Linked DNA regions of Homo sapiens: region 2 is linked to region 1. A link is an interaction called in ENCODE POLR2A ChIA-PET data of the cell type or tissue named here. Cell type or tissue: K562. All regions are shown on one strand.

Region 1 (5,000 bases):
GCTGCCACAGGCCCCAGCGCGGGAGGATGTTCCAAGGCCGACCTGCTCTCTGCAGCCTGGGGCATTGGTTTCCCTTAGTTTGTTTTTCTTTTGAGACAGGGTCTTCTCCTGTCACCCAGGCTGAAGTGTAGTGGTGTAACACGGCTCACTGCAACCTCCACCTCCTGGGCTCAAGCGATCTTGCCACCTCAGCCTTCCAAGTAGCTGGGACTACAGGCACACGCCACCATGCCCGGCTAATTTTTGCATCTTCTTTTGATAGAGACAGCGTTTTGCCATGTTGCTCAGGCTGGTTTCGAACTGAGCTCAAGCAATCCACCTGTCTCGGCCTCCCAAAGTGCTGGGATTACAGGCATGAGCCACTGTGGCCAGCCTCCCGTAGTTTTTTGAAGCTGGGTTGCAACAGTGACTAAAAAACAAAAACAGACCAGACAGGATGGTTTACGCCCGTGAATCCCCGCACTTCGGGAGGCCAAGGTGGGAGAATCTCTTGACACCAGGAGTTCAAGACCAGCTTAGGCAACATAGCAAGACCCCCATCTCTACCAAAAAATAAATAATTTTAAAATTAGCCAGGTGTGGTGGGGCACACCTGTAATCCCAGCCACTCAGGAGCCTGAGGCAGGAGAATCGCCTGAACCCAGGAGTCCAAGGCAGCAGTGAGCCAAGATCGCGCCACTGCAGTCCAGCCTGGGCCACAGAGTGACACCTTGTCTCAAAAGAAAAAGAACCAGCCAGCCTTGACTTCCCAGCACACACTTGATGCCACCACATGAGGAAAGGACTGACGGCCGCACACATCAGCGGGAAGGGCCCCTAGACCAAGAATGGCAGTGCTCTGAGGTCTGAAGACCCCCCCGCCAAGGCCAGGAGGCTTTCCAGCTCTTGACTCTGAGGCTCCACGGGGCCCAGAAGATGAGCACGACAGGGTTGCCAGGGCCTCCTGTGCAGAAAAGGCCGTGGGAAACAGTGCCTACCACCAGTACCCTGGCCAAGGTAGGGGGACTCTCTCCTGGTCAGCTGGGATTCGCCCACAGCTTCTGGATCCCTGGCTGTCATCAAGGATGATGCCCGGGTGGCCTGATGCACCAGCATACATCAGGGCATCTCGGGACACACAGGAGCTTCCCCTCTGACCTTACGTGTGCATATGTGTGCTTTTTTTTTTTTTTTTTGGACAGGATCTTGCTCCATCACCCAGGCTGGAGTGCAGTGGTGCGATCTCGGCTCACCGCAGCCTCAACCTCCTGGGTCCAAGCCATCCTTCCAGATAGCTGGGACCACATGTGCATGCCACCCTGACTGGCTATAATTTTTTATTTTTTTATTCTGTTTCTGAGACCAAGTCTCACTCTGTTGCCCAGGCTGGAATGCAGTGGCACGATCTCATCTCACTGCAACCTCCGCCTCCCAGGTTCAAGTGATTCTCCTGCCTCAGCCTCCCAAGTAGCTGGGATTACAGGCACCCGCCGCCATGCCCAGCTAATTTTTGTACTTTTTAGTACAGATGGGGTCTCACCATCTTGGCCAGGCTGGTCTTGAACTCCTGACCTCAGGTGATCTGCCTGCCTCAGCCTCCCAAAGTGCTGGGATGACAGGCGTGAGCCACTGCACTTGGCCTTATATATATATATTTTTAGAGATAGGGTCTCGCTATGTTGCCCAGGGTGGTCTTGAACTCCTTGGCTCAAGTGATCCTCCTGCCTCGGCCTCCCAAAGCACTAGGTTTAACTGACATGAGCCACTGCGCCCAGGCTGGTGTGTGCTTTTATTTAAATTGTTCCGCAGTCCTATTTGGTTTGTTTCCTTTAATTAAATCTCAAATTTACAAGAGTCCAGACTGTCTGGACAGCCCAACAGGGACACAGAGAGTTTTACACACTGATGTCTCAACAGCACAGGGTTCCATCGGGACTTCGTGAGAAAATCAGGATCCATGTACGTTCTTGAAGAGCTGTCTCTCGGCCTAAGATAAGTGGAGAAGGTTGCCTTGGAAGCGTGGGGTAGAGGTAGGAACAGCTGGCTCTCTGGCCAAGGCCTTTGGCTTTTTCGCGGAAGCAAAAACCGAACCACGGGAAGGCTGCTCCGAGTCTGGGGTCAGAATTTCCTATCAGTGAGTGCAGCAGGCCAGGGAGAGGCGAAAGGGAGTGGAGAGGACTGTGGTGAAAGGGAGAGGGGCGGCCCCTGCACAGCTTCACCAGGCGTCAGTGCAGGCTCAGACGGCCGGACTGGCGAGTTTTCAAGAGAAACTCCAAATCCAGACAGGTGTGTGTGATCTCTTGGTTTTAAATGCAGACAAATTCCAAATGTCTCAAATACTGAATGGAGCCAGCTAGACCTACCTTCTCACCAAGTAAGGCCCACAGGCCCCTGCCGCAACCTCTACCCTCCACAGACAAGGTTCTGCAAAACAGTCATGGGACCTTGTTTCACCTCCCCCACAGGCACCCAAAATAACCTTCCTGACCTGCAGCAGCATTTTGCAATCTTTGAGAACCCCTGCCCCCTGCTGACAAACAAAAATGGCAAATAGACTCCCCCACACCACGCCTCCACGCCCTGAGCTGAGAATCGCCCGCATCTCGTGGGTGGTACCAGAGCCAAGACGACAGCCAAGCTTTGCTTTCTCAGCTCTGTCTTATAAAAGCAACATGGTTGGCTGGTTGGTTGCTGATTCTCCAAATATGAAATCACGATATTACAATGTGCACACTTTGTGAGGCCGAGGTAGGTAGGTCGCTTGAGCCCAGGAGTTCGAGACCATCCTGGGCAACATGGTGAGACCTTCTGTCTACAAAAAATACAAAGATTAGCCGGGTGTGCTCGTGCACACCTGTAGTCCCAGCTACCCGGGGCTGAGGTGGGAGGATCACTTGAGCCTGGAAGGAAGGGGCTGCAATGAGCCGAGATTTCACCACTGCACTCCAGCCTGGGTGACACAGCGAGACTTTGTCTCAAAACAATAAATAAATAAAATGTGCACACATCTCAGGTGGGTCCCCCCTCACCCCTGGGAGGTGGGCACGCTCCGTCCCCTCCCATGTGGCAGTCCCTGGATTGGAGCAGTTTCCCCTCCCGACCCAGGGCAGAGGTCTCCAGCTTCACGGAGGCATCCTGGCTGAACGTGCCAGCATTCACTGGAGCCTTCTTGAGTGGGGGCTTCCAGTACCACATCCTGTGGACTGAGGGGCTTCACGCACATTTATTCTCATTCAGTTCTCTGGGCCGCAAGTCTGAGATGAAGGTGTGGCCAGGGCTAGGTCCCTCCAAGGCTGAAGGGGATCTGCCCTGGGCCTCTCCCAGCTCCTGGTGGTGGCCGGCATCATTGGCCTTCCTTGCATGCATGTCTGTGTCCAAATACTTTTTTTTTTCTTTCTAAGACAGAGTCCCACTCTCACCCAAGCTGGAGTGCAGTGGCATGATCATCGGTCACTGCAGCCTCTTAACTCCTGGGCTCAAGTGATCTTCCCTCGTCATCTCTCAAGTAGCTGGGATTATACGTGTGCACCACCACAGTCACTTTTTTTTTTTTTTTTTTTTTTTTTTTTGAGACGAGTCTCGCTCTGTCACCAGGCTGAAGTGCAGTGGTGCAATCTCGGCTCACTGCAACCTCCGCCTCCCTGCAACCTGCGCCTCCCAGGTTCAAGCGATTCTCCTGCCTCAGCCTCCCAAGTAGCTGGGACTACAGGCACGCAACACCATGCCCGGCTAATTTTTGTATTTTTAGTAGAGACGGGGTTTCACCATGTTGGCCAGGATGGTCTCGATCTCTTGACCTTGTGATCTGCCCGCCTCAGCCTCCCAAAGTGCTGGGATTACAGGTGTGAGCCACCACGCCCGGCCCACCACGATAATTTTTTTTTTGTAGAGACGAGGGTCTCACCATGTTGCCCAGACTGGTCTTGAACTTCTGAGTTCAAGCAATCTTCCTGCCTCGGCCTCCCAAAGTGCTGGAATTAGAGTAGTGAGCCACTGCACGTGGCCTCAATCCCCCACTCCCCCGCTTCTTTTTTTGAGACAGAGTCTTGCTCTGTCACCCAGGCTGGAGTGCAGTGGCACAATCTCGGCTCACTGCAACCTCCTCCTCCTGGTTCAAGTGATTATCCTGCCTCAGCCTCCCGAGTAGCTGGGACTACAGGCATGTGCCACCATGCCCAGCTAATTTTTTGTATTTTCAGTAGAGATGGGGTTTCACCGTGTTAGCCAGGATGGTCTCGATCTCCTGACCTCGTGATCCGCCCGCCTCAGCCTCTCAAAGTGCTGGGATTACAGGCGTGAGCCACCGCGCCCTGCCCCAGGCCCCCTTTTTTTAAGGACCCCAGTCCTTGAATTGGGGCCCACCCTACTCCAAGATGAGATCATCTGAACTAATTCCATCTGTAATGATCCTATTTCCAAATCAGATCATCTTCTGAGGTCCTGGGGGTTAGGACGTGAGTTTATGGAAGGGGGGGTGCCGCGACTTGCCCCCTAACACTTCCCTTCCCCCAGTTCACCGTGTGAACCCGTAGTCCTTGTGCGAGGGATGAAAATCCCAGGCGACATGATCCAAGTGGGAGGCAGCAGCTTTTGGCTTTTACATCAAGCGACCCAGGGGTCGGCGTGGCCCAGAAAGTACAAACGGGTGAAAGGTGGTCCCCAGAGTAGGGCCCCAAATTCCTCTCCCCATTGGGCGGGGGCCAGGAGGAGAGGTGACATTGGTGTTTGAAACAGCTGCTACAGATGCCTCAGCATCCTCTCAAAGGAGACAGGTCACCCATCTGTCTAGGGGAGTTTGGCCGGAGTCCGATTGGGAGAAAAGAGGTGGAAAAAAACCCACAAACCCCACCCGCGCCCAGCAGGAGAGCCCCAAAAGGCGCGAGGGGCGCGGTTGGGCGGCGCCGGGGTTCAGAGGCTGCCCTCGTCCAGCATCCGGCCCAGGCCCTCGCAGATCCTGCGCAGGTGGGAGCGGTAGGGCTCGGCGGGGCCGTAGAGCGCAGCCAGGAAGTCGCAGTCGGCTA
Region 2 (5,000 bases), 340 kb after region 1:
AAGTGATTCTCACTCCTCAGCCTCCCAAGTAGCTGGGACTACAGGCATCCGCCACCATGCCCCACTAATTTTTTTGCATTTTTAGTAGAGACAGGGTTTTACCATGCTGGCCAGGCTGGTCTTGAACTCCTGACCTCAAGTGATCCACCCACCTCAGCCTCCCAAAGTGCTGGGATTACAGCGTGAGCCACCACGCCTGGCCAGGATGGCTTTTTGTTTTTTTTTTTTTTGAGACGGAGTCTCGCTCTGTAACCAGGCTGGAGCTCAGTGGCGCAATCTCAGCTCACTGCAACTTCTGCTTCCTGGGTTCAAGCAATTCTCCTGCCTCAGCCTCCCGAGTAGCTGGGATTACAGGCGCCCGCCACCACACCCAGCTAATTTTTGTATTTTTAGTAGAGACAGGGTTTCACCATGTTGGTCAGGCTGGTCTCAATCTCGTGACTTCAAGATCCGCCCGCCTAAGCCTCCCAAAGTGCTGGGAGTACAGGTGTGAGCCACCACGCCCGGCCCAGGAGGCTTTCCCCCTTCAGACCCTACCTCCACCAGCTGGGTGGATTCCTTGGGTTTTGTTTTTTTTTTTCTTTATTTTTCTCTCTTTGTTTAGTAGAGACAGGGTCTCGCTCTGTTGCTCAGGCTGGAGTGCGGTGGTGCAGTCATGGCTCACTGCAGCCTCCAATTCTTGGGCTCAAACAATCCTCCCACCTTAGCCTCCCTTGGTAGCGGGGACCACCATGCTCAGGTAACTTTAAATTTTTTTTTTTTTTATAGATGGGCTCTTGCTTTGTTACCCAAGCTGGTCTCCAGCTCCTGGCCTCAAGCAATCCTCTTGCCTCAGCCTCCCAAAGTGCTGTATCACAGGCTTGAGCCACCATGCCTGGCCAGCTTTCAATTTCTTGTAACTGCCAAGGAGGACCCCAAATACTTGGAGGGTGAATCCAGAACGCCAGCTCTAGGAGGGAAAAGATTATTGTCTGCTTTGTTCCCTGCTCCGAGGACAGTACACAGCTATTTGGGAGGCTGAGGCAGGACTGCTTGAGGCCAGGGGTTGGAGACCAGCCTAGGGAAATGGCAGGATCCCATGTCTGGAAAAATATATTCATTATTATTATTTATTTATTTATTTATTTATTTATTTATTTTTTGAGACGGAGTCTTGCTCTGTCGCCCAGGCTGGAGTGCAGTGGCGCAATCTAGGCTCACTGCAAGCTCCGCCTCCCGAGTTCACGCCATTCTCCTGCCTCAGCCTCCTGAGCAGCTGGGACTACAGGTGCACACCGCCACGCCCGGCTAATTTTTTGTATTTTTTTAGTAGATACAGTATTTCACCGTGTTAGCCAGGATGGTCTCGATCTCCTGACCTTGTGATCGGCCCGCCTCGGCCTCCCAAAGTGCTGGGATTACAGGCGTGAGCTACCGCGCCCGGCCTATATTCATTATTATTATTTTTTGTTTTTTTGAGATGAGTTTCGCTTTTGTTGCCCAGGCTGGAGTGCAATAGCGCGATCTCGGCTCAGTGCCATCTCCACCTTCCGGGTTCAAGCAATTCTCCCGCCTTAGCCTCCTGAGTAGCTGGGATTACAGGTGCCCGATACCATGCCCGGCTAATTTTTTTGTATTTTTAGTAGAGATAGGGTTTCACCATGTTGGCCACGCTGGTCTTGAACTCCTGACCTCAGGCGATCCACCCGCTTCAGCCTCCCAAAGTGCTGGGATTACAGGCATGAGCCACCGCGCCTGGCCACTGTCTCATATTTCTGATCCACCTCCCCAGGCTGCTTCCAGACCCCATGAGCTTTGGGGATCGTCCCCAAGGCCCCCAGTGACTGATGGCGAGACGGGAGGCTGGAAGAGGTGGCTGTTCACAGCTGGGCGGAGCTGGCACACACTGCCCTTACCTGTCAGGGTGTACTCTGTCTGCCGGATGCCCTCGATGACCATCCAGGGCTGGTCCTCCTTGAGGCGGGGCGGGCCCTCGAAGTTGGTCCGCCGGTACTCCAGCACGTAGTGGTCAATCTTGCTGTCCTCATCCGGCATGCGCCACACCAGGGTCACACAGTTATCTGCCACCAGGGACTCAGCCAGGTCGATCACGGGTGCGCTGGGCACTGACCAAGACGGAAAGGAGAGGGGGTCGGGATTCTGTGCCTGGTTCAGGGGGCAGGGGGCTTGCTGCAGGGCTGCCCAACCACATGTTGGACAATTTTGGGGGCATGGCCACAAAGGGGTTCCATGTTTGGCAGGGTGGAGACTTTTTTTTTTTTAGAGACAGAGTCTTGCTCTTGTCACCCAGGCTGGAGTGCAGTGGCACGATCTTGGCTCACTGCAACCTCCGACTCCCTGGTTCAAGCGATTCTCCTGCCTCAGCCTCCTGAGTAGCTGGGATTACAGTCGTGAGCCACCATGGCCCGGCTAATTTTTTATATTTTTAGTAGAGACAGGGTTTCTCCATGTTGGCCAGGCTGGTCTTGAACTCCTGACCTCAAGTGATCCACCCGCCTCGGCCTCCCAAAGTGCTGGGATTCCAGGCGTGAGTCACCGCGCCCGGCCATGGAGACGCTAAGGTTCCATCAGTGGGTTGGGGGAGGGCTGAGCTTTCTTGGGATTCCATCATTTACAGGCAGAATTATTCCAAAATCTCTGCCAATGAGGGATGCGGCTTTCTTTGGGGCTGCATCATAGACAGGCTGGGTTCTCAGTCCATTTCTCCTCGGGGACGTGGCCTTCTCAGGGCTCCACCCCTGGAAACAGGGTTTTCCCAGGAGCTACCATGTGGTGGGCAGGCCCTTCTCGTGGCTCTATCCAGGGAGGAGGTCTCGGGAGGACTCCACTCCCCCAACGACATGGTATTCTCAGGGCTCCACCCCTGTGGACAGAGTTTTCCCAGGACCTCACCCCCTGGTGGGTGGGGCTTTCTGATGGCTCCACCCATGGGCGGGACTTGATGAATACCCCACCCCCACAGGACGTGCTATTCTCAGGGCTCCACCCCTGGGGACAGGATTTTCCCACCTGGTGAGTTTGACCTTCTCATGGCTCCACCCCAGGGCGGGGCCTCATGAGGACTCAACCAACCCCACAGGACATGGTATTCTCACAGTTCCACCCCTGGGTACAGAGTTTTCCCAGGATGTCACTACACAGTGGGTGGGGTCTTCCCATGGCTCCACCCAGGGGCGGGGCTCCATGAGAACTCCACCCCCCACAGGGCGTGGAATTCTCAGAGCTCCACCTCCCCCAGGCGGAATTCAGACACCGGGTCGTCCACCATACTCCAGGTCCTGTTTCAGGGCCTCCTAGCCTCCCAGGTCATTCCCCGGAAGTCCTGGCCCTCTAGTGCGTGCCCCTCTCACCAGGCAGGAACTTGAGTGCCTGTAGCATCTGCCGCTCTTGCGCGAAGTCCACCATGAGGTGACTCATGTTGTCACTGACCTTCGCTTTCAATGATAGCCGGAAGGCAGGGGCCATGGTCACTCTGCAGGAAGGAGGTGGCAGGCGTTGCGTGGGGGACCAGGCCTGGTCATCCGTGGCGCGAGGGGGCCCCTCCCCAGGGCTCCCGTCCAGGGCTCTGAGATGAGACACCCTCACCAGGTGGCCCCTGTCTTCACACCAGGGGCAGGGTAGTGGGGTGGGGGCCAGACCCCAGTGTCTTACCCATCTTTGATTTGCTTGGCAGCCTAGAGAGAGGAACAGAACAACATTCAAAGATTTCTTTTTTTGTTTTTGAGACGGAGTCTTGCTCTGTTGCCCAGGCTGGATTGCAGTGGAGAGATCTCGGCTCACTGCAACCTCCACCTCCTGGGTTCAAGCAATTCTGCCTCAGCCTCCTGAGTAGCTGGGATTACAAGCACCCACCACCACACCCGGCCAATTTTTTGTATTTTTAGAGAGATGGGGTTTTGCCATGTTGGCCACACTGGTCTCAAACTCCTGACCTCAGGTGATCCGCCTGCCTCAGCCTCCCAGAGTGCTGGGATTACAGGCATGAGCCACCGTGCCTGGCCCAAAGATTTGTTTCATTTTTTGTGTTTTTTTTTTTTTGAGATGGAGTCTTGCTCTGTCGTTCAGGCTGGAGTGCAGTGGCACGATCTCGGCTCACTGCAAGCTCCGCCTCCCGGGTTCACGCCATTCTCCTGCCTCAGCCTCCCGAGTAGCTGGGACTACAGGCGCCCGCCACCACACCCAGCTAATTTTTTGTATTTTTAGCAGAGATAGGGTTTCACTGTATTAGCCAGGCTTGTCTTGATCTCCTGACCTCATGATCGGCCCGCCTCAGCCTCCCAAAGTGCTGGGATTACAGGCGTGAGCCACTGCGCCCGGCCCAAAGATTTGTTTCTACCAAATCATAAAGCCACTCTACAGACATGAAGACTGAGGCCTCTCGAGGAAGGTATTTGCCAAAGTGTCCCTGCACTTCTGGACTGTGCCCTGAAGACAGAGGATGGCCAAGACAGGCTCCCATCCCCACCCCAACCTCCTGCCCACACCCAGCCCATACAGCTGGCAAATTCACTGAATAAAACTACAGGATGCCCAGTTAAATTGGCATTTCAGATAAATCATGACTATGTCCCATGCACTCTTTGGGATATACTCACACAAATGCAGTTCTTAGTGTGCACATATATACCCTTATACTAAAAAAGTATTTATTCATTTGCATTTCAGATCAACAATGAATACTTTTTTTTTCTTTTTTTTTGAGACAAGGTCTGGCTCTGTCCCTCAGGCTAGAGTGCAGTGTAACAATCACGGCTCATTGTAACCTTGAACTCTGGAGCTCAAACAATCCTCCCACTTCAGCCTCTTGAGTAGCTGGGACCACAGGTGTGTGCCACCACACCCAGCTAATTATTTTATTTTATTTTATTTTTTGAAACAGAGTCTTGCTCTGTCACCTAGGCTGGAGTGCAGTGGTGCGATCTCTGCTCACTGCAAGCTCTGCCTCCCGGGTTCACACCATCCTCCTGCCTCAGCCTCCTGAGTAGCTGGGACTACAGGTG

Evidence for each region. Peaks named below come from ENCODE experiments on the same cell type or tissue, not always from the same donor. Only the 100,000 strongest peaks of a DNase experiment are listed, where the experiment ranks them.
Region 2: POLR2A ChIA-PET joins it to region 1 with 5 read pairs; 1 of 35 experiments calls an interaction of 5 or more read pairs at or near these places.

The regions. Positions count from the first base shown.
Region 1 is chr19:4,652,318-4,657,317 of GRCh38, reverse strand. It overlaps TNFAIP8L1 (TNF alpha induced protein 8 like 1), which reads right to left. Exons shown (of 2, transcript NM_152362.3): 2 at 1,750-5,000. The coding sequence ends at 4,888. Among named protein-coding and RNA genes, the nearest start is that of TNFAIP8L1, 15 kb to the right of the region's middle. RefSeq lists a silencer at 2,537-2,586. In K562, a CTCF peak has its summit at 2,509 (motif pointing left); a DNase peak (open chromatin) is centred at 2,447.
Region 2 is chr19:4,308,947-4,313,946 of GRCh38, reverse strand. FSD1 (fibronectin type III and SPRY domain containing 1) reads right to left here. Exons shown (of 13, transcript NM_024333.3): 5 at 3,652-3,674; 6 at 3,351-3,472; 7 at 1,896-2,105. Among named protein-coding and RNA genes, the nearest start is that of FSD1, 6.8 kb to the right of the region's middle. In K562, no CTCF peak of the experiment used is centred here; a DNase peak (open chromatin) is centred at 3,016; H3K4me3 peaks cover 252 bases.